Regions from separate parts of the Homo sapiens genome. Here region 1 is linked to region 2. Evidence: read pairs that join two places in POLR2A ChIA-PET (ENCODE). Cell type or tissue: MCF 10A. All regions are shown on one strand. Links, peaks and the distances in the headings refer to the core of each region. The heading gives the core; the rest is flanking DNA. Region 1 overlaps LINC03033 (long intergenic non-protein coding RNA 3033). Region 2 overlaps PRKCH (protein kinase C eta).

Region 1 (12,385 bases), core at 5,764-8,263, 180 kb before region 2:
AGTGGGAAGATCCCGTGAGCAAGCAGGCACGTGTGGCTGTGGGATTGGGTGAAGAACTGCACTCTGACTCAGCTTCCCATCTTCATGGCCCAGGAGCAAATTCCTCAGGATCCTGAAAGAGGTACAAATAATCCTGCAGAAACTAGTGGTACATTTGATTGAATCAGAAAAATAAACAAATCTTTCCTGTGGGAGAAAACAAAGTCTCTCAGGGAATGTGATACAGGAAGAGTGATTTGGTTTGTGGTCATGGTTGAAGTGCCACAGGTAGATGGACAGTGAATTGGATGTGTTCTAATTGTACCTTGGGCTTGCAGCATGATGGGGCAAAAATGGGAAAAATATCCCTGTCTTCACAGAGTTTGCAGCTTATTGGGAGAGAAAAAAATCACTCAGTCAATAAATACATGAACAAACACACACATGAGAGTGATAAGTGCCAAGGAGAAAAAAAAATGCTGAGAAGGGGGATACAGAGATATGTGTATAAAATTTTAGATAGAAATCCTCTTTTAAAAAAGATGTCATTTGAGTAAAGAAAGACCTGAAGGAAATGAGAGAGAAAACCATGTATATAGCAGGGAAAGAGAACTCCAGTAAGCAGAAACAGCCAATGCAAACGCCCTGAGCCAGGGAAATGCCCGGAGTGTCCAGGGACCCATAAAAATCCCCATGCGGCTAACGCAGAGCACACTGGGGAAGCAGTGTGCAAGATGAGGTTTGAAAGCCAGTGTGAGGTCAGATCATACAGAGTCTTGAAGTTCACAGCCTGGAATTGCCTTTTCATCTAAGTGAGATGGAAAACAGGAGGGTCTGGAGCAGACAAATGACATAATTTGGATTATTGTTTACTGGGATCGCTCTTTGTAGGAAATAGGTTGTGGGGCAGCAAGGGCAGAGGCAAGGGGCAGGGCAGTGAGGGGCAGGGAAGAAGCATCTAGAAGGCTATTGAGATAATTCAGGCAAGAGAGGAAGGTGGATTGGACCAGGATGGTGGCAGTCTAAGCAGCAAGAAGTGGGTAAATTCTGGATATATTTTGAAGGTAGAATCAACAGGTCTGGTTAATGGATTAGATGCATTGTATGAGAAAAAAAAAGAGAAGTTTAGGGTTATTCCAAAGTTTGGGGGCTACACAACTGGAAGGATGGAGTAGATCTGAGAAGCTTAATAAGAAGGAGGAGAATGTGGGAAGGGCAGGTTTGGAGGATATCAGGACATCTGTTTGGAATATATTATGTTTGAGATGTTGAGTGGGCAATTGAATGCACAAGTCTGATGTGCCAAGGAGAGATTTGGGCTGAAAATATAAATGAGACAGTCATCAGTACAGACAGGGCATTTAAAGCCATGAGGCTCCATGAGTTCACCTAGTGATGGATACTGTGTACAGAAACCAAAAGAATATGCAGAGAGTGATATTCTGTATGGAATGCTGCTGGTAAGTACAATGAGGCAAGCTGAGCATTGGGTTTAGCCATATGCAAGTCATCATTGATCTTTATAAGAGCAGCTTTTTAGAATCTAGGGCAAAAGGTTTGCTGGACTGGGTTCAAGAGAGAATGCAGACATTGGACACAGCGAGCAAAGACACTCCATTCAAAAACATTTGCTTTACAGGGAAGAGGAGAGATAGTGGTAGTTGGATGGGAAGACGGGATCAAGAGAGGATTTAAAAATTTTTTTAATTGAAGAACTATATATATGGTAAAGATGCTTACTGCTTGTGTATCGCTCTATAATTTTCACAACCAAACACACCCAAGTAACTAGTACTCATTTCAAGAAAAATAATAGTGCTAGTCCCCAAGAAGTCTCCTGCCTCCTCCCTCTCAATCACTGTCCCCACCCAAGGGCAACAACTATCTTGAACTGACTTCTAAAACCCAATTCATTTTCCCACTTTTGTACTTTGCATAAATGAAATCATACAGTTCATGCTCTTCTGCATCTGTTTTTTTTGCCAGTATGTTACATTTGCAATATTCATCTATATTGTTGCCTGTAATTACGGTTTGATCATTCTTATTGCTATATAATAATCTATTGTGTGAGTATACCAAGATTTATTGATCCCTTCTACTGTTGCCAGGCAAATGGGTATTTTCCAGTTTTACAAATAGTGCTACTATGAGCATTCTAGTACATGTCGTTTGGTGAGCATACGTACACACTTTACTGGGTATATTTCTGTGAGTGGAATTGCTGGGGCATAGAGAATGCATATATTCAGGTTTAGTTTTCCAAAATGGCTATATCGATTTATGCTCCCACTAGCACTGTAAGGGAGACTTTATCAGTAATAGAGGTGATATTATAACATCTTCATCTGTTACTCCTTTGTCTTATATCTTAATTTTTTGAGAATTAAGGGGATGAAGAGGGGTAGTGATTACTGGGCCCGCTCAAAATCTTAAGGAAGAGACTGCTGCTCATAGGGTTGTTGTGAGGAGTGACCGACTGTAAAATACCTGGCATCATCCTGGCCCAGGATATGTATCCAGCATATGTTAGTTGTTGCTCTAATTTTGTAGTCACCCTCTCAGCCTTGTCTCCAGGCAGAGGTCAAGGTAAAGCAGTGATAACTGCAGTTTCCTTCTCCTCTAAATCACACTCATCCATCCAATTTGCTTTATAGCACTGGGAAACGGTGAGCGCTCAGGATGCTTCACTGACCATATTGCAGGACCAAGAATAAATAACACAGAAGCTCACCTACCTCTCTTCATAACTTTCTCTGCATCCTCCTGTTAGACCAGGCATTTCATCAGGTTCCTGGAGGGGTTAAAGAACAGTCATGTGTTCGATTTCATTGTAAATCATCTAATAAACCATCTATAGAAAAAGCATACACTAGAGATGGTTTATACCACCACTGAACTCTAATAGCGGCAATCCTAAGGCGGGCTGGTTAAATTATAGCTGGATGTAATTCCTTGCCGTTTGCTGCTATCTGGAGATGTTCGTTGTTTATTTAACAAATAAATTTAATATACTTCTGCATTTAAAAAAATTTCTTTCCTTATAGGTATGTCCATCCAAAAGGAGCATATGTGACTAAAATCATCATGATATCCAAGGAGGTGAATTGATTTTTACAGGATTGTGTCTGATTATATCTTTTATCTCCACATCAAAAAATAATTAATGGAGTTGGTGAAAATCAATATCTTTCAGTGATGTAATCTAGGTAAAACCAAAATCTTCTCTGTAGTATATTTACATATACTAAAAAGGATATATATACTTTATTTTTTAGAGCAGTTTGGACTTACAAAACATTATAAAGATAGTAAAGAGAGTTCCTATGTACTCCATATCCAGTTTCTCCTATTATTAACAACTTATATTTGTATAGCACATTTGTTATCATTAGTGAGTCAACACCTGTATATTATTAACAAGTCTATACTTTATTCAGATTTCCTTGGTATTTATCTAATGTCCTTCTATTTCCTTGGTATTTATCTAATGTCCTTTTTATTTAATGTCCTTCTATTTCCTTGGTATTTATCTAACGTCCTTTTTTTTTTTGAGACAGTTTTGCTTTTATTTAATGTCCTTCTATTTCTTTGGTATTTATCTAATGTCCTTTTTTTTTTTTTTTTTGAGACAGAGTTTTGCTCTTGTCACCCAGGCTGGGGTACAATGGTGTGATCTCGGCTCCCTGCAACCTCTGCCTCCCAGATTCAAGCAATTCTCCTGCCTCAGCCTCGCGAGTAGCTGGGATTACAGGTGCCAGCCACCATGCCCAGCCAATTTTTTTATTTTTAGTAGAGACGGGGTTTCACCATGTTGGCCAGGCTGGTCTTGAATTTCTGACCTCAGGTGATCCACCTGCCTTGGCCTCCCAAGTGGCATGAGCCACTGCGCCTGGCCCCTCATGTCCTTCTTCTATTTCAGAATCTCATCCAGGATACCATATTACATTAGTTGTTCTGTCTCCTCAGGCTCCTCTTGGCTGTGATGATTTTTCAGATTTACCCTGTTTTTGAGGAATACTCATCAAATATTTTGTAGACTGCTCCTTAATTGGTATTTATCTGATTTTTTTTTTGCACGATTAGACTGGATTATGGGTTTTTGGGTAGAAATTCACAAAGATAAAGAGGCTTTTTGTTGCATTGTATCAAGAGTACATTTCATCCACATGACTTCTTACTGTTGATATTGATCTTGATTGCTTGGCTTATTGTCATGTTCTTCGCTGTAAAGTTAAACCATGTCTATGCTGCACCTTTTGGAAGGAAGTCACTACATATAGCCCACATCAAAGGAGTAGGGGGTTATGTTCTACCTCTTTGAGTGTAGAATATCTAAAGACATTATTTGGAATTCTTCTGCATGGGAGATGTGTCATTTTTTCACGATTTATTTATTCGATTATTCACTTATAATAGTATGAACTCATAGTTATTTTATACTTTTGCTTATAGTCTAATACTGCATTATTTTGTGGTTCACATTGTTTCAGGTTTGGCCATGAGGAGCTCCTGTTGAAGTTGGCTCCTGTATCCCTTTGAGATCCTCTTATAATTTTGTGTGTGTGTGTGTGTGTGTGTGTGTGTGTGTGTGTGTGTCTGTGTGTGTTAGATACTTACTTTCTGGCACTACAAGATGCTCCAGGGCCAACTTGTATATATGCTAACCCAATCTTACAATCAGCAATTTCTCCAAGGAGCTCTAGTTTCTTTTACTGGAGAACAGTATTAAAACCAAAATCTGGGCACTAGAAGTTCTCCTTGCTACTGGGGTGTCATTGCTTTCTAGGCTCTCTTAGCTGACGCAACAAGGAAATATGTATACTAAGCTCTGTATATATGTACAAATATCTATAAATATTTCTATATGTAACCATAGGTATCTATGTTAAGCTAAACATGAGTGAATTCATACTGATAGCCCCAACTCTAATTCATTACCACATGGACCAGTCTAGCCTATTCCCATTGTTTATCTGTGAACCCCATGAGAAATCTGGCTCCCACCATCCACCATGCATTTACTTAATTGCTAATTCTGGTATAAATGTAGAGCAGTATTAGAATTGTTAACTTGAAACCTTATGGGAAACAACTTTATTAAGTACAGTTTTATGTACATTTTCTTTTGCCTTTAGTCTTACAGACTCCTCTCATTTCCAAAATCACTTAGCTCAGCATCTTTTCCTCCCACTTCCTTCAGTGAAGTTGCTTTATAGATTTTTAGTACAGTTAGATTGTTTTGTCACTGCAGTCCATTCTAGGACCCTTGACCTTCTAAATGATCTTTAAAATGTGCATACACTAATGTTTACTCTTTGTTCTATAAAGTTCCATGGATTTTGATATATGCATTGTCATGTATCCATAATTACAGTATTATGCGAACAGTTTTACCACTCTAAGAAATTCCTCCTGCTTAACCTATTTAATCCTTCCTCCCCTCTCCCTGAGCCCCTGGAAATCAATGCATTTTTTTAATGTCTCCATAGTTTTGCCTTTTCCAGAATGTCATGTAATTGTAAACATACAATATGTAGCCTTTCAGATCGGATTGTTTCACTTGGAACTACGCATTTAAGATTCATTCATGTCTTTTTGTGATTCAACAGCTCATTTATTTTTATCATCAAATAATATTCCAGCAACTGACTGTACCACAGTTTATTTATCCATTCACCTATTGAAGGACATCTTATTTGCCCCCAGTTTTTGGTCATTATGAATACAGCCGCTATAAATATTTGTTTGCAGGTTTTTATGTGGATATAAATCTCAAATCAGTTGGGTAAACACCTAAAAGTTCAAATGCTGAATCATATGGTAAGACTGTGTTTAGCTTCTCTGGCCTACTTAGCTAGCATGTGCCACTCCTCAAAATCAGGTGGTGACTACCCCTACGATCATCGACAGCCAACACCGTCAGTTATTTCACTATTTCTTCCACCCTCATTCCAATTTTCAGTACGTAAATACATCTATTGAGTGACCCTACTGTGTAAGAATAATCATTCTTTATATTTTTCAAAGTTCTTTCACATGCATTATCACAATATCTCTAAAATAGCAGTACAGGAGCCAACCTGTTCCAGGCAGAATCCTGGCTCTGATCCTAACCTACGGCCTGACACAGGGAAAGTATCTAAATCTTTTCACCTGTAAAAGGGGATACTGCAGCACCTATCTAAATGTACCTGTTCATGCTGTGAAGATGTAATGAGTGTTTAGGGCAGCGCCACTTCTTGGACCACGTCACACTGCTGTTTGGAGGCTGGGCCAAGATTAGAATGTGAATCTTTTGATTCTTATTCCTATGCTTCTTCCCCTAGAAATGAGATTATTCCCCCAACCTCTTTTCCCTGCAACCTCGGACAATATGGGAGCCTCAGTGACATCAAAGCAATTGACCTCACAATCAATTTAGGAAAGGCTCTGGTAATTTTTGTGCACATGCATGGTAGGGGAGGGATCTGTTTATAGTCAAGTAGGATAATCCAATAACCATTGACAGAAATAGTCTTTTCTTGTCTTTAATGAATAAAAAGAACAACAGACTTCATTTTAATATCTAGGCTCTTAGATCAATCAATGGGCTAAGTACTGAAACAGTTTAAAAATCTATGAATTGAACTGCATGAACATGAATCTGTGCATTAAATTCTATGGACATAAAATGAATCCGTTCAAAAACAAGTTTGGGCAGTTTACATCTGGTATGTAGTGTTTTCAGAGTAAGGTTTTAAGGTTTAAGAGGTTTGAAAACTCTGTATCCCAGCCAGAGAATGCTTATCTGCTTTATGCTAGTTTTTACCTGCAGAATTTTTGTCTCTGTGACATCATATATTCATTTGCTGCTATATTTTAGAATGCATTGCACAACAGTGGGAACTGATCTAAGAAGGTTAATCATATTCTGGCAGTCGCTGAGCAGGCTGGCAATTAATGAGAAAGTTTGAAGAAGAATGTTATTTCAGAATACACCACAGCCTATTCTATAGGGTCAAGTTGACTTTTTATTTTCATTTGGTTGCTTATATAAACAGTGAAAGTGCAAAAATCCTCAAGGACTGACAAGCAAAGATTAATATTGTGTTTACAAAATAAGCAAACACAAAATATCCACAATGCTTTCACACACACACACACACACACACACACACATGCACACACATATACACATACATGCGTGCACAAACACATCTTTGTTGCAACCTGTTCATCTTGGGCTAGAAGTATGTGTGGGACGTGACTAGAGCTATCCGTGAGGATCATCAGGATTTCAAATAACTTGCAATGATTGGTATCAGTTATAAAAACACTGAATTATCCAACTGATCATGGCTAGAGTATAGTTTGGAAACCATTTATAAATAAAACTACATTCTAGTCACAACAATTTAATAATATAAATATATAGAGAAATTTAAATATACAAACATTTCAAGTAAATGCTAATTGTGACCTAATGTCTTTACTAGAGAAGAATAATATGAAAATTCATCTAGTGTTCTGTTTATAACTCTAATGCAAAAGATAGTTCTCTATTAGTTGAGTCAAATGTTTGTATCTCGATTACAGGCATCAGAACTTTGAGGTCTTTACTGACCTACACTCCTATCAAGACAAAAAAAAAGGAAGAAGTGTGGCATTTATTTGTCCATTAGTTCATTCATTCATTCTGCAAATATTCAGCATTTACCTTGTACGTGGCATTGAATTTGGCCCGAAGAACAGATAACCTAATGGTGTTTGGAGAATTGAAATAGTTATACTGCAAGTAATCTAATTGATTAAATCTTCTTATTTAAAGTTGAAGACTGAGGCAAATTAAAGCAGCCAAACAATTTTGGCTAGTTTTACCCATGCACTCTCGTTATGTCCATACCCACCTTCCACTAAACTTCTCTTGTCATTCTTCCCTATTTTCTAACCATTATTATAACTCCAACAGATATATTGTCATTTGCATTTATATACAATTAAGTTGGTCAATGATCCTAATCCATTCACTTCAACTACATAAGTACAATGTTAGTGAAATAAATGTGTCATTTAAAAATGAGGTCTGATCATACCATAAGACAGGGCAAAAAGGAAAATAAAGAAAATGAGGTCTAAGGTTAAAATATTTCATTAAAAAACATCAAAACTGAACACAGAAATGATCACAATAGAAGCAGACAGCCATTCCTTAGAACCTCTTTCTACTGTCTATTTCCTGAAATGGTTTTTCTCTAGTTTATTTCATTTTGTATCACAGATGACTATTTGGTTTAGTGTGTCTAATTCCTCTGCAATTAGATTTGCAGAACATATTACTTCATTTTAATAAAAAGTTTTTGAATCACAGCCAAATTGCTGTAGGACAAGCAGATTTTGTTTTCTTACAATTTCATTAGTAAAAAAAAAATGAGGATACCAATATTGAAATGTCACAAATATGGAATTTTAAGTCAAACATCTGTGTTCCCTTAAAGGAGAATATCTTTTCTGAAGCTTGGGAGCCTCCATTAGTGAACAAATTAGTTAAACAGACATTTGCAATGAAAAAAAAAAATCCCATCAGTTTTGTTGAATTATTTTTGTTTTATTATGGGTTTATTTCATTATTAAAAGTAGAAAAAATGCATAAAATAATAGAAGAATAAGAAATAAAACAATTACTTGAGGCTGTACTAGGCAAATGATTCTGATGTGCTTCACTGAACACAGGATGTAACCTGAGCCCCTGTCCCTGGCTTGACAGAGCATCTGTTTCTCACAGATGCCTGAAAAACACCCTGCTCCTCTAGATGCTGGGGCGCTTTTCTGAGCATTGCATTACCTTTATCAAAGAGTGCAAACACGTATTCTATTTGTAAGGGATGGATGAATGTAGATGGTTGTGTTGTGCATACCATCTATATCCTTCTATGTATATATGCTCTTGTACCCAAAAGAAAAGTCACACTTAATTCATGGTCCATGGCTGTACAAACAACAAGAAATACCACATCTAGTACTGCAAAAAAGCAAGTGGAAGAACCAGTATCTCTTATTTAGATATACTGTAGTAGTAAAAGAGAACATACCCAGTACAAAGGAAGGGGCATCTGCTTTTCTTAGTTCTGGGGATTGCTATGTTTAATAACTTCAGAGGAACACTGATGAGGTGGAAGGCAAGTGCATGTCTCTTTTTTCCCCCTACTGCATACAGAGCCCTGGTACAGAGCACTCAGTGGATGCTCATAAATATTTGTTGAGTGAATGAAAGGAGAACAACTAGAATTGTGATGCATTTCTAAAACAGGACTAAAACAGGCCATGTGGTTAAAGTAAATGAAGATACTTAGCCAGAGAGGAGGAGACTTAGGGAGCACAACAGTTCTCTTTGTATTTGAAATAAATTTTCACATAGAGGAAGGGCTAGACTCACTCTGAGTGACCTAGGGAACAAAATAAGCAACTGTATAAAGAGGAACATGAAATTAGAGCTGCCCCAAATGGAAGAGTAACCACTGGAATAACTCTTGTTAACCATTCTAATTCTTACCTAGTTTCTACATCTTCCTGTCACCAAAGTTGCTCATTCATTCACCCATTCATTCAAAAACACATATTTACATGGGTGAACACATCTCCAAACTCATCAAACTGTATACATTAAATATGTACAGCTTTTTGTATGACAATCATATCTCAATAAAGTAGTTTTAACAACAGCCACCACCACCAAAAGTCCCCCCAAAAAATACATATTGAGAACCTTCATGCTTACAGGTACTCTATCAGGTTCTGGGGAAATAACTGTGAACCCAAGAAACGTGGCCTCTTTTCTCATTCAGTTTATAAGCTGGTGAAGGAAACAGACAAGACAGTCAGACAAATCCTTTACAAATGATCATGCAACTTTGGTTTCAGTAAAGTCAGTTGCTTAAATCAAAGTTGCATGATCATTTGTAAAGGATACCAAAAAGGGAAATCCTGAATCATGTGTAAGGGCTAGACAGGATGATCTCACTAGTCTTTCCAACTGTTGAGATTCCTAGGATACTATGCTTTCTCCCTGCATTCTCATCTCAGTAAGTTGTCCCGTGATGACACCCAGAAGTCATTATGTTCAACCTCATCCTCCTCATCTCTACTTTCAAGTCACTAGTGACTCCTGATCATTCTAATTCTAGTTCCCACGCTCATCACAAGGTTGTCCTCATGGTGGCTGGCTGACACCTCCTGAGTCCGCATCTCCGGTCTAGTAGTGTGCAACTCATAAAGTGCAGCACTCCATGAGATCCTAATGCAGTTGGTTTGCTGATCATAGGTTCAGAAATAAGATTCTTCTGTGTGATGGGTTGAATGGTGGTCCCCACACAGATATATCCATGTCCAAATCCCTGGAAACTGTGAATGCTACCTTACTTGGAAAAAGTCTCTGCAGATGTAATTAAGGATCTTGAGATGAGATCTTCCTGGATTCCCCAGTGGGCCTTAACTCCAGTCCCAAGTGTCCCTCTAAGAGACAGAAGAGGACACAACAAACACACAGAGGAGAAGGCAATATGAAGATGGAGTCAGAGAATGAATGGATGTGGCCACGAGCCAAGGAAGCCAAGGACTGGCAATAGCCACCAGAGGCTTGAAAAGGCAAGGAAGGATTCTCCCCTGTAGCCTCCAGGAGGAGTGTGATGATACCTTGATTTCAGACTTCTGGTCTCTATAATGATGAGAAAATAATTTTTCTGTTGTTTTAAGCCTCTTAGTTTGTGGCAATTTGTTTAGAAGCCCTAAAATACTAACCCATTATGCCTCCCACCATCCAATACAAACAGTTCATCACAGTGCTATCAGGGGGATCTTGCTAAACGTGAATCTGACCAACATATACTCCCGCTTTAAACCCCTTGTCTCTCTGCAACCCGTAGGCAGCACTCCCTTTCCTTGCCATGATGCCATGAAAGACTGTTCACTTGTATGACACACTTCCCTCGGGGGACACAGGTGATGCTCAACTCATAGCATGATGAAGTCAATGCCTCTGTCCCTCCCACTCAAGAATTCATATGAGAATGGAACTGATGAAACTTTTACAGGGATAGATACTCTAATTTAATTTAAACAAAATAAAAACAGAAAAGAAATCATCTTCAGTCTGCTCCTGCTGTTAGGTTACTTGGAACACACCTCCATGCATCGTGCTCCACTGACTGCTGCCCTGCCTTCCTCTCCAGCTGCCTCCTAGAGCACGTTTTGCTTCAGCAGTGCTGACTCACATTTAGTGCCTAGGACACATGGTAGTCATTTGTGTGTCTTTGCCTTTGCACGTCTTGTTCCCTTTGCTTGGAATGCCCTTCCCACACATAGCCACCTCACAAACTCCTATTCATCTCATAAAGCCAAATTCGTATTCCATTTACTCCAGGAAGCCTTTTTGCCCACTTACATTTTGATCATTCCCTTTCTTATGCAACGATCTTACTGTTTATAAAATATAAAGTTTTATTTTATTACATCATATTGTAATTCTTTGTTTATGTATCCATTTCTTTGAAAGCCAGGCCATATTAAACTCATTTTATTCAGCCTTAAAGAAAAGAAAAAAAGAAGAATGGGTGTGGATGGGTGTGGAGGACATGCTGAGTGAAATATGCCAGACACAGAAAGAAAAATATTGCATGATCTCACGTATATGTGGATTAGTTTTAAAAAGAGGTCTCATATACAGAAACAGTGAGTAAAATAGTGGTTACTATGGGCAAGGGGAGGAGAGGAAATGCAGTGATATGGGTCAAAGGATATAAAGTAGCAGATATAAACAAATCTAGAAATCTAATGTATAACATGAGGACTATAGTCAATAAAACTTACATTAGGGGTCAGGTGCGGGGCTCACCCAGCACTTTGGGAGGCCGAGGTGGGTGGATACTTGAGGCCAGGAGATCGAGACCAGCCTGCCCAACATGGTGAAACCCAGTCTCCACTAAAAATACAAAAATTAGCTGGGCTGTAATCCCACCTACTTGAGAGGCTGAGGCACAAGAATCATTTGAACCCGGGAGGTGAGGTTGCAGTGAGCTAAGATCGCACTATTGCACTCCAGCCTGGGCGATGGAGTGAGACTCTTTCTCAACAAACAAACAAACAAAAAGCTTGTATTAGGGATTTTTGTTAAATAAGTGTATTTTGGCTGCTCTTGTCACACACACACAAAAGCAACTCTGTGAGATGATAGATATGTTAATCTGCTTTATCACAGAAACCACTTTCCTGTCTATGTGTACCATAACATCATGTTATAAACCTCAAATGTACACAAGAAAATTTATTTTTAAAAAGATGAATAAACTCATCTTGGTATTCTGAGTGCTTAGCATATAGAAGAAACCCATCACCATTCTATTGAATGATATTGATCCAGAATTTATGCTCT
Region 2 (12,385 bases), core at 4,219-6,718:
TGGTATTTTGGGATGCTGCTAAACATCCACAATGAACAGGACAGCCCCCACCCCCAACAAAGTAGGCAAATGGCACTGCATTATGCAAATCAGTGATTTTTTTTTTAATTGTAAAGGATGAAAGCTTACCAGCCACTAGATTATTAAAACAACCTGACCTGTTGGTGAGGGTCAAGAAGGTGACGGCAAAGTTCTGAGCAATGTGGAAGGGTACTTTTTTTTTTTAAGTCACTTACAACTGGTGATAAAGATCATTTTTTTTAGCCCGGTAAAGCAGACAGCTCTGAGTGGCGATGATGGCTAACTGGGCATGGTGTTTTAATTGCGATTGGCCAGAGATGTGTCCTGAAGCCCAAATAAGAGGCACAAATCAAGTGAATGAGCAGATCCTGTATCTATGAGCTTCCAGAAGAGAAAACAGAAACCAGTCTTACCACTGAATGTCCCCAAAACTGAACTCATGCCATTCCATTCTCTCCAGGCTTCAAACCGGCCAGAACCCTGGCCACTCCTCTTTAAAAAGTCCTATCAGGTGTACCTCCTTAGTGTTTCCTTGACCCCACTCCCATGATTGCTGCCTTGGGGCAGGCAGGTCCATGGGCCACTGGCCCTCACCAGATCTGCTGCTATTAGCCTCCTTCTATAGACAGCAGACAGAGAGGAGCTATGACATATTTGTTCCCTATTTTTCTTGATTGTGTCCAACTCATCTTGAACTGCCTTTCACCACTGGTAGATATGATTGTAGAAGGTCTGGGCTGGCTGCAGGGATAGGTTAGTTTCCACTTCGCATGCCCTCAGAGAAAACCGTGGAGTCTGTGGCTCGGTGGTCCCTGGGGAGTGAGGAGCCAGAAGAACAAGGAAGCTGACTGACAAACACATCCCAGGATTCACTGCACAGCGACGGAAAAACGTGTATGGAGAGGAGGGAAGAATTTGGCTAGCAGGGATCTCCTCTTTTGTTTTGGTTGGGAGTTATATATTACATCATTTTAATGTTTAGAACGTCATATACCACAAGAATGGAATTAAGAGATTCTGGGAAGAGTTCCAGGACTCCCATTTGTAACACCTAAGCCATAAGTCATTCAAGACCAGAAGTGGGCAGGAGTGAGCTAAAAAATACAGGCTCTTTTGCTATAACTAAGAATTGGAAGCCTCCCACAGAAAGGAAACAGGAACTCCCTGGGTGGCCCCAAAGAAAAGACAGGGCATGCCAAAGCCCTCCAGCAAAAAAGGGGAGGGTCTGCTGGCGAGCCTGAGCCAAACTATTAGCTTACGGGGAAGGAAGGAAAAAGAACCTTGTAAAGAAAGAGTCAGTCGCTCTTGATAGCACATGGGTTAATACAGGGATGGAGACGGGAGGTAGACAGGGCGTCCTCACAGCCTGATGCAGGGGCTGCCAGTGAACAGACTAGTCTTGCCAGCGGGATGAGAAAGATCGTGCAAGTGGCAACGGGAGCAAATGCAGCCTACTGGGGCTGCTACTCTTGCCATTCTGCCTCTTGCTTTAAACCTCCCAACCCCTATAATAGTGACCCAGAACCCACCACTAACCAGAGACAGTACCAAGGACCAAGGACTCGAGCTACGCCTCCCCCCAGTAATCTCACTGCATCCTACAAAAAATATAACGGAGCACTTGATATGCAAATGCAGCTTCAGACAAGCCCCCCAGACTCTTCAAGCAGATGACGGCTCTGAGCCTGTCTGAAAGGAAAATCCAGGAATTGCCACAGGGAGCAGCTGCCATGGAGGGTCACCAGCTGAGACTATAAGATGAACAATCTGTTCATGAGCTTCAGGCTTATAAGCTTCCCAAAGAATGTCAGTTTCATGAGGGCAGGGACTCTTTTCTGTTTTGCTCACTGCTGCGTCCTCAAGGCTTGAAGGCGAGCCCTATGCCTTGCAAGCACTCAGTGCATATCTGCTGAATGAATGAACACCTTCCCCCCTAACCTGCCAGTGCACAACTCTCTACACGACGAGTCTGCTAACTTTATGTTGACATGGCTGTTTCTGCTCATGAGATGCTGTGGATAATTCCGGACCTAGAAGAGATGGATGCAGCTGGGTTCTCAGCAGAGATTAAGTAATTAAGGAAAACCCAAGTTATTTAAAAACTAGAACATATTACAGGGTATGATTTTGATCCAAAGCAGTCAGGTTTTTAGACTGTATGATTTTGTCTTCAGGGTGGGGTGGCAGCCCCTTGGCAGCCGCTTCAGGTCCTACCTGGCAGTCCCAGCTCATCACAGCAGGACTCAACCCAGCTTCCTAGGGAACCATCTGCAGCCCACACCCGAGGGGCTGCTTAAAGCAATCAGTTGGCTTTAGTCTCACAGCCAATCAGGTTGTACTTCTGAGCACAGACTGGCACATACTTAAGAGTTTCCCCTAGAACCCAATGTTCATTTTCAACTACCTTTCCTTTTGTAGCATAAGGACTATATTTACTACATGCTATCTACTGTACACTTTTCTTCCATGTGTATTGGTCTTCTCTTCCTAATTAGAATGAGTTTTTAAAAAACTGTTTCTAGCCAGGCACGGTGGCTCATGCCTGTAATCCTAATACTTTGGGAGGCCAAGGCAGTAGGATTGCTTGAGGTCAGGAGTTCAAGACCAGTGTGGGCAACATAGCAAGACCTCCAACTCTGCAAAAAATGAAAACAAATAAAAGAACTGTTTCTTTTGCCTAGCATTCAGTCAGTGGGATCCTGGATTGACTGATTTTTCACTAAACCACCTGGCAGAACACCCATCTCATTTTCACCTTTTGAGCAGTCCTGGCACTTGGTGTTTCAATACAGGGCCCTACTGAAGCCAGAGTATCTATAACTTGGCAGGCTTTAAGGGTTCCAAGTTGGGTCCAGGAAAACCATAACCAAGCAATCATCACCCCAAAAGCTTTCAGTCATCATGAGACACAGGGGCAAAGTGTGACCTGGGTTGTGTTCTGGTTACATCAAAGATTTAAATTATACTATCTTAGCAGACATGGAGGTGGCGGTCTACTCAGTCTCTAGGTTGTCAGTGATAATGATGGCTACCAAAAACAAGACCAGTTACAACAGAACAACCTCAAACTGAAAAAAACAGGCCAACTATTTCAAATCCTTTTGTCACACCAAATATCTTGGCAGTCGCGTCCAAAGAGACAGAGCCAAAGACACAGCTTGAACTTCAGGTTCTCTTATTCCTATTCATTTTTGTGGCCCTATTTAGCTACAGAAGGTCAGAAAGCCTGGTAGCCGGAGAGGACAGAAGCAAAGGTCCCAAATAATCCCCCAAAAATCCAGATCCTGGAGAAGGCCTATGCACATTTTGTCTTCAGAGAATCTTCAGCAGAGAAGGAGGCGGGTCCAACATATGTTGGCCCCAAAGTCAGATCCTGTCTTACTATGGAAATAAATCCACAATTAATAACCTAAAAAAAAGATGGAACACTATGAATAAGGTAGGAACATGCAGAGACAGGAAACACCATGTTCTGGCTCATTTTCTATTTTGATCTGAGCCAAAGGCAAACTGCAACAAATGACCCGCAGCAAACCAGATTGTATTTGTAGCAGCCACTGCTCAGGGAAAGGGGGAAACCTGGTTCCAAACAGATCAGAGGAAATATCCTTAGGTATTTCCCAAAAGGCCAAAAACCACCTATTGTGGAAAACTGCCTCTATTCCCGTCTAATGACAGTATTCTCAGTTGTACATATTAGAGACTCAAAACTTCTATTTGTGATATAATGGAAATGGCTTGTATATTATTTGGCAGGACAGTCAGGTCAGGAATCCATGCACTGACTCTGGCTTACTGTGTGATCTGGGGCAAGTTGTTTAATTTCTCTGGATCTCAGTTTCTAGGCCTTTAAAATGAGGATGATACTCTTCCCTGGATGCTTTGGGTATTAAATGAGATATTTTGTTCAATGGATATTTACGGAATGCCAATGTGCAGTTTAGTTTCATAGACATTGGTAATGAATATGAGCACCTAGGACATATGCTAGGGTCTCATGAACTGCCCTTTCCTTCTTCGCTCATCCCCTCCTGCAAAGTGGGCACCATTCAGTCCCCAGGAATCAACCAACTACCCCAAGGCATGAACAGAGGCTTCTTCAGAATTCCCATGCCTGTAAAGGGGAAAGTCTCCCAGCCTTTCGGCTATACTTCCCCTTCTCCTTGTCTAACCCTCTGTCACAGGGCCTCTTCCCCTTGCGCTGGGTGTCACAGCAACACAGAGCACAAGCAGTAATGCCACTGTAGGGTCTGAGCATGCCTTCTCCTCCCCACATCCAGCGGCTGGCAGGGGCTCAGCCAAATGCTCAGTGAGGCCTCAGGAAGGGAAAGGGGAGCTGGAGGCGCTGGGAAGCATCAGAGCTGGACAGGGCAGGCTGCAGCCCCGCTACGACCCCACATGTTGAAGCCAGCTGGAGGGGCACTCCCTAAAGGTACGTTGGCCAACAGGTCCAGAAGTAAGGAACACACATTTAGGTGGAGAGGCTTATCTCAAAATAAAAGGCAGGGGAACTTCTTAAAGACAAGTGGGCCAGCTAAGCCAGAATTAGAACTCAGAGCTCTTGTGCTGAAGGTCACAGTGCAGTTCCCTGCCTGGGAAAATTCTGAAAGATGAATTCCAGGGCCACATGACTACCTTGCTGCCTGGCTGCTCTCTGCCTCTCCCACTTCTTCGCTAATATTTAATACAACAACAATGGAGAAAGTAATACAAAGGAAAGAATGTTCCTTTGCACTCAAGCTGCAGGTACACTGAGCACACGTGAGATCATTTTGTGCCAGCATGTATGCAGCGATGGCATTTATTTCACAAGATTCCAAGATATTCTGACCTTCAAAAACCAGGATTTCAACTTTGTTGGCCATTTGAGAAGTGGTTTCTTACGGAAAGCTATGGTCCTGCCAGGAACTCCATCCTTGCAGGCTGACATCGTAAAGACGCCCCAGCAGGCAGAGGAGCGGGAGGAGGCAAAAGCGACCGGCATCGGAGCGTCCTGTGGCCCACCTGAAAGCGGTGGATCCTAAACTCAAACTTAAGGCATTCCCAAAACAATGAGGAGTACTTCGCTCAGCCCTCTCACCCAGTCCCAGGGCCTGCTAGTGAGAGGCTGTTTCGGGCACTGGCCACAAGTGTCTTCTGTTTTCCAAATGGAAACCTTTGCTTCCATAAACTGGGTCTCCGAACAAAGCCTCAGACCAATATTTACTTTGCTGCTCCCCCTTCCTGTGATAGCCCCCCTCCATCCCTCACCCCCTAGTCTTTGTTCCTCTCTCTCCAGGAGGAGAACCGAAGGGGAGGCCCCTGCGAGCCGGGGATGGGGGATGGGAGGCCTGGATTCCAGCACATCCATGCCAGGGACTCAGCTGCTGACACAACCCTCACTGATTCAGATAAAAGGAGTGTGATGTGAATTTCGCCATAAATGAGTCAGGGAGACAGCATGTACTAGGCCGTATCCCAGGTTCTGAGAGACCAGGGGTCTGGTCCCTGACTTAATAATGGCTTATTCCTCCTACCCCCATTGTTGAAGAAATGTAATCCTATTACCAAATTTGGTAAATAGGAAAAAAATCCTTCATAATTCCACTACCTTAATCCAGTCCCTGATAGCTTACTGGCATAATTTCCTGGCAGTCTTTTTTGAGGCTGGGGAGGGGAACGGGTCTGCCAATTCACTATCTTGGGCAGAACCTGACTTGGATACAGACTGTTCATCATCATAACCTCTGTATTATTTCCTGGATTCTAACCTCCTATTTTTACCATTTTCTGTGATAGATTTTAGGCAAATGACTTAACTGCTCAGTGTCTCACTTTTCCATTTGACATAATGAGGATAATAATTGCACCTATCTTATAAGGCTGTTATAGGAATCACGTGCAATAAACAATACATGTTAGGTGCTTACGACGGTACCTGACAATTTAACTACGTAACATAAAATTATCTCTTGACTGGCTGAAAATTCTCATCAAATAGTATATTATTGAAGTGTACCCCCATTGCTAAATGCTGAAGTTGTTTCTAATATTTTCCTACTATAAATAATGCACGACATCAAAGCAATCTTGACCAAAAAGAACAAAGCTGGAGGCATTATACTACCTGATTTCAAAATCTACTACAAAGCTACAGTAATCAAAACATTATGGTACTGGCATAAAAACAGATATATAGACCAATGGGACAGAATACAGAGCTCAGAAATAAATCCACACCTTTACAATCAATTAATTATCAACAAAGATCCCAAGGACACACAACAAAGAAAGGACTGTCCCTTCAATAAATGGTGTTGAAAAAACTGGATATCTACATGCAGAAGAATAAAAACAGACCCTCATCTCACGTCACATAAAAAAATCACTGAAAAATGGACTAAAGACTTAAATGTAAGACCTAAAACTGTAAAATTACCAAATGATGACTTAGGGGAAGAAATCTGTGACACAGGCATAGGCAATGGCTTTTTAAAATATGACCGTAAAAGCACAGGCAACAAAAGCAAAAATAGACAAATGGAACTATATCAAACTAAAAAGCTTCTGCAAAGTTTCTGCAATCAACAGAGTGAAGAGACAACCTGTGGAATGGGAGAAAATATTTGTAAAACACATATCTGGATAAGGAGTTAATATCCAAATACAGAGGAAACTCAAACAACTTAATAGTAAGAAACAACCCAATTTTAAAATGGTTAATGGACCTGAATAGACATTTCTCAAAAGAAGACATACAAATGGCCAACAGGTGGTGGGAATGTAAATTAGTTCAACCATTGTGGAAAACCATGTGGCGACTCCTCAAGGATCTAGAACCAGAAATACCATTTGACCCAGCAATCCCATTACTGGGTATATACCCAAAGGATTAATAAATCATTCTACTATAAAGACACATGCACATGTATGTTTATTGCAGCACTATTTACAATACCAAAGACTTGGAACCAACACAAATGCCCATCAATGACAGACTGGATAAAGAAAATGTAGCACATATACACCATGGAATACTATGCAGCCATAAAAAAGAATGAGCTCATGTCCTTTGCAGGGACATGGATGAAGCTGGAAACCATCATTCTCAGCAAACTAACACAGGAACAGAAAATCAAACACCACATGTTCTCACTCATAAGTTGAACAATGAGAACACAGGGAGGGGAACATCACATGCCAGAGCCTGTTGGGTGGGAGGGCAAGGGCAAGGAGAGCATTAGGACAAATACCTAATGCATTCGGGGCTTAAAACCTGGATGACCAGTTGATAGGTGCAGCAGACCACCATGGCACATGTACACCTATGTAACAAACCTGCAAGTTCAGCACATGTATCCCAGAACTTAAAGTAAAAATAAATGAAAAGTAAAAAAAAAAACAAAACAAAACCACACACACAAATGGCCAACAGGTATAGAAAAAATGCTCAATATCACTAATCATTGGGGATATGCAGATTAAAACCACAATGAGATATTATGTCATACCTGTCAGAACAGCTATTATTGAAAAGATGAAAAATAACAGGTGTTGAAGAGGATGTGGAGAAAAGGGAACCCTTGTACACTGTTGGTGGGAATGTAAATTAGTATACTCATTTGGAAAACGGTATGGAGGCTCCTCAAAAAATTAAAATAGAACTACCATATGCTCCAGCAATTCCAATACTGGATATACATCCAAAGAAAATGAAATCAGCATGTCGAAAAGATGCCTGCACTCTCATGTTCACTGCAGCATTACTCACAATAGCCAAGATATGGAATCAACCTAAGTGTTCACCAGTGGATGAATGGACAAAGAAACAACGGAATATATACACAATAGAATACTGTTCAGCTTTTAAAAAGAAAGACATCCTGTCATTTGCAACATGGATCAACCTGGAGGACATTGTATTATTTGAAATAAGCCAGTCACAGAAAGACAAATGCAGCTTAATCTCACTGATATGTGTAATCAAATAAAGCCAAACTCATAGAAACAGAATAGAATAGTGGTTACCAGAGGCTGGAGGATTAGAGAGATGTTGACCAAAAAAATATATATAAACAAAGCACTGAAAATTAAACATCTTTATGAATAACATTTTATTCTTTATATTATTTTTGTAGTCCAGATTATCAGAAAAACAGATCCAGGAGTATACATTTTGTGAGTTTTAGTACAGGTTATCAAATTAGTCACAAACTATTAGGATTTGCAGTGCTATCAGAAACAGATAAGGATGCCCATTTATATACTTGTAAGCAGTGTATATGATTATAAAAAAAAAGGGGAAATAATCTATGGGTTCATAAACCTTTGTAGCAATCTTGATAAATTATCAAATATTTGAAATTTGCTTACTATTTCCTTTTTGCCAAGAACAAAAGGACCTATAAAATACTTACCTTCTCAATGTTTGCTGTCCCCTCCATGTGGGTGTCTGGGCTGGCCATTGGGAAGCCCTGGGACATTTTTCCTTTGGTGTGAGGATGGAGGGGGTCATCACCACAGTTGAACTGACTCACTTTTGAACAGCACTTCGCACTGTACAAAATATTCTGCATTCTCTCATTTGACCCTCACAGCGATCCTGTTTTCATTTTAATGATAAGAACTTTAAGGGTCAAAGGAATTTTAGGACAGACTCAAGCCATTTAGATGGTGGAAAACAAAGCTAAAACACAGTTCAGGTTTTCTGTTCCCAAGGGCAATGCCATTTCCATATTGTCAGGTTGGAGGGGAGCCAAGACAGATAGGAGGTGCTTAAGCCGAGGCTGAATCAACCAACTAAATGCGGAATAAGACAACATATGGAGTCAGAGTCAGCCTGACCTAAACTTGAACTTTGTCTCTGCCACTTACAATCTAAGGGATCCTCGGCTAGTTACTGCCCTGCTCTGGGCTTCAGAGAGACTGATTCCACAGGGCTGCATGAGGAGAGTGCTGTTTTTACAAAGGCCCTCACAATGAAATGCTTTGCAGGTAGAGTGGCTCCAACACCCCCTCTCACTCCTAAATTCTCCAGGGGAGACTGTCACAGTTCAGCATTACACACTGATTAGCATCTTACTTGAGAAGCCAGGGCCTGCAACACTGGGCAGCTAAAAAGTAAGCATCTTTCTGCTGTAACTTCTCATAGCAAGTAACACTTTCTGTTCTTTATAGTTAGTTTTCCAACAGTAAATGGGGATAGTTTTACAACAGTAAATAAGGACTTCCAACAGACGAATGCACAGCGAGCAAATGCTATGTGTACTGTGGAGTCCGATACCTTGCAAACCTCAAAGAAGGCAACAACGACAGCAAAACTAAAATTGTATACCTCTATCTCAGCATTAGAAAATCTCCTTTGCTGCTTTTTTTTCTTTTCTTTTTTGAGAAAAAGTCGTGCTCTGTCACCCAGGTTGGAGTGCAATGGCACGATCTTGGCTCACTGCAACCTCTGCCTCCCGGGTTCCAGCGATCCTCCTGTCTCAGCCTCTGGAGTAGGTGGAATTGCAGGCATGCACCACCACACCAAGCTACTTTTTGTATTTTTAGTAGACGGGGTTTCACCACGTTGGCCAGGCTGGTCTCAAACACTTAGGCTCAAGTGATTGCCCCACCTCGGCCTCCCAAAGTGCTGCCTGCGCCCAGCCTCACTTGCTTCTTTGAAGTGGGTTCCCACTACTTCTTTATCATTTAGCCTAAAGCAGGGGTACATTCCCTTTATCCTTTGCTTTGGAGACATCTACTACAACACACACATCTTAAACCGCAATGGCAGTTCCATGCCTTTGGTTTCTCTGGTGGAGAAATAAAAGTAACTTTGCGGTAATGACTGCCACCTTGTGGTCAAACATAAAACTTCCACTAGGAAAAATAGACTTCAATGCTAGTAAAGGCTTCACCCACTAAACACTGGGAATCTCATGTGGCCGCTAAAATTTTGGTATACTGTAGAATTTATACATTTTCCTGGAACATTTTGATTGCATATGCTATATTGATTGGGTTCCCAATCTGTTCCAGGTTACTTCCTCATTTTACTCTACCATAACATGATCTGTTGATGAGATCTTTGCTTATAATCACCAGAATTTCCTTTTACAGATCAAATTCCCCTGTTAGGTATGAGATACTTCTTTCTTTGCTTCAGCAGTAGTAACTTGGAACCATTGCTGCTGCAAGACCAGGTAAGCTCACTAAATATCAGTTGACTGCTTGACTCAAAGGTTACCACCTGGTGAAGATGATCTAACCTCATGTCATAGGAAACCATGTGATGTTTGGCTCAGGCCCTAGGAAGAAGATCTGAGAGGTCACCTGGCTCTGCGGCTTGACTCATGGTGTTCATGGTGGTGTTCAGGAGGCTGGCGCTTGAAACCCCGGCGGGCAACCAGTATCAGCTACCAGCTATCCCTCTCAAGCCTCAAGCTGTAACTCCACTCCTCTATTCCAAGAAAAGAGCCCAACAAGGGGGTGAGGGCAGGGGAGGGGCTTTACGTTGGCAAAGTGCCCAGCCAAGGAAGTCGTTTCAAGGCTACTCCAGGGAGCAGTGTGGGGCAGGGAGAACTGGAGCTCCAGGGGAACCAAGGACCAATCCAGCAGAGGGAAAGCAGAGGATGGGGGCAGGAGCAGCATGGGCTCCAGGGCCATCAAGAGCCACTGAGGACCAATGAGGAGCAGAGGGGAAGGGAGAGGCGCGCAGGGGAGCCGAGGCCCACGAAGCCATTAGCTGCCTCCCCATTTTTTTTTCTCTTGATAACGCTGGGGTGGCGTGGGAGTCCAAGCCATGTATCTCCTTCAGTGCGTCCTGTCACCAAGCTCCCAGACTTCTCTGCTCCACCCATTCTCCAGGCTGCATGTGGCCCTCCCAACACAGATTTGAATACTAGTGACCCTGAAATGTATGAAAACGCCCAGCTTCACTCACAGTTAGAGGAATGCAAGTTGGAACTTCAAATATACCATTTTTCTAACTCTGAGATGATCCAAATGACAGAGAGCATGCCATGATGGGAAGGCGGGGAAATGCACCTTCTCACTCAAGCTTTGGGAGTGTGAATTTAGAGACGCAGCCCAGCAAATAGGAAGAGCCTGCCTGGACTCTGCCGTCAGACCACCTGGCTTCAAACGCTCTCTGCCACTTAGGAACTAAGCTTCTTTGTACCTAACTTTTCTCCTCTGTGAAATGGGGTGATAATAACAGAACTTATTTCAGAGGGTTACTATAAGGATTAAATAACAGACATAAAGCACTTAGAACAATGTGTGGTACATGGACAATAAAACGTTCACTATCTTTAACCACAATGGGGGAGGGGGCAATTGAACTCAATCAAAATGTGAAATGCATATACCCTTTGACCAAGCAATACTACTACTAATAATGTGTCATACAGAAACACCAGCATAAGCACACAAAGACAAAAGTACAAGGGGACTCACTGCAACAATGACTGAAATAAAAGACTAGGAACACAATACATAGCAACAGAGGAGGAAAAGTTAAATTAATTATGTCATGTTCTAAAATGGAGTACTATGCAGCCATTAAAAATGAGGCAGCTTGGTATATAGAAATACAAAACAATTTCCAATATATACTATTAATATTATGTCTTAAAAAAATAAAGTGGCCAGGTACAGTGGCTCACGCCTGTAATCCCAGAACTTTGAGTGACTGAGGTGGGTGGATTGCTTTAGCCCAGGAGTTTGAGACCAGCCTGGGAAACATGGCAAAACCCCATCTCTACAAAAAAATAACAAAAATTAGCCAGGTGTGGTGGCATGTGCCTGTAAGTCCCAGTTTCTCAGGGGGCTGAGGTGGGAGGATAGCTTTAGCCTGGGAGCTTGAGGCTGCAGTGAGCCATAACCGTCACTGCACTCCAGCCTGGTGACAAAGTGAGACCCTGTCTCAAAAAATAGATTAATTAAATTTTAAAAATACAGAATCATGGGCAAAGTATACTATTATTTGTGTTTTTAAAAGATAAACATGTATGCATATATGTGCTGTATATATATGCTTTTATGTACAGAAAATTCTCTCAAAGGCTATAAATAAAACGAGCAATACTTGTTTCTTTCGGAGAAAGGATATGAATATTTGGAGGATACTTATATTACCTATCGCAAGAAATTAGATTTTCATAATTAAAACATACAACCTGATACGTCATTCCTCTGCTTCCACTTCTTCCATGACTTTCCATTGCTCTCAGGACTAAACCCAAACCCCTTAACACAGCCTACAAGGCTCTTCATGGCCTGGCCCTGGCCCACCTCGGCTGCCTCAGTTCTCAAGGCCCCTGTTCAACCTCGATATGCTGTGTGTGCTGAGCCTCCTTCACACCTGATGCTCTGTCTCACCAGCAGACCCATAGTGTGC

What was found. Peaks named below come from ENCODE experiments on the same cell type or tissue, not always from the same donor. Only the 100,000 strongest peaks of a DNase experiment are listed, where the experiment ranks them.
Region 1: POLR2A ChIA-PET joins it to region 2 with 6 read pairs; 4 of 35 experiments call an interaction of 5 or more read pairs at or near these places.

What each region holds. Positions count from the first base shown.
Region 1 is chr14:61,641,350-61,653,734 of GRCh38, reverse strand. LINC03033 (long intergenic non-protein coding RNA 3033) reads right to left here. Exons shown (of 3, transcript NR_039985.1): 2 at 2,718-2,773; 3 at 1-112. Among named protein-coding and RNA genes, the nearest start is that of HIF1A, 48 kb to the left of the region's middle. In MCF 10A, for the core only: no CTCF peak of the experiment used is centred there; a DNase peak (open chromatin) is centred at 6,874.
Region 2 is chr14:61,459,393-61,471,777 of GRCh38, reverse strand. All of the region lies in intron 9 of PRKCH (protein kinase C eta), which reads right to left. Among named protein-coding and RNA genes, the nearest start is that of PRKCH-AS2, 80 kb to the left of the region's middle. RefSeq lists an enhancer at 4,778-5,694 and a silencer at 10,133-10,427. In MCF 10A, for the core only: no CTCF peak of the experiment used is centred there; a DNase peak (open chromatin) is centred at 5,407.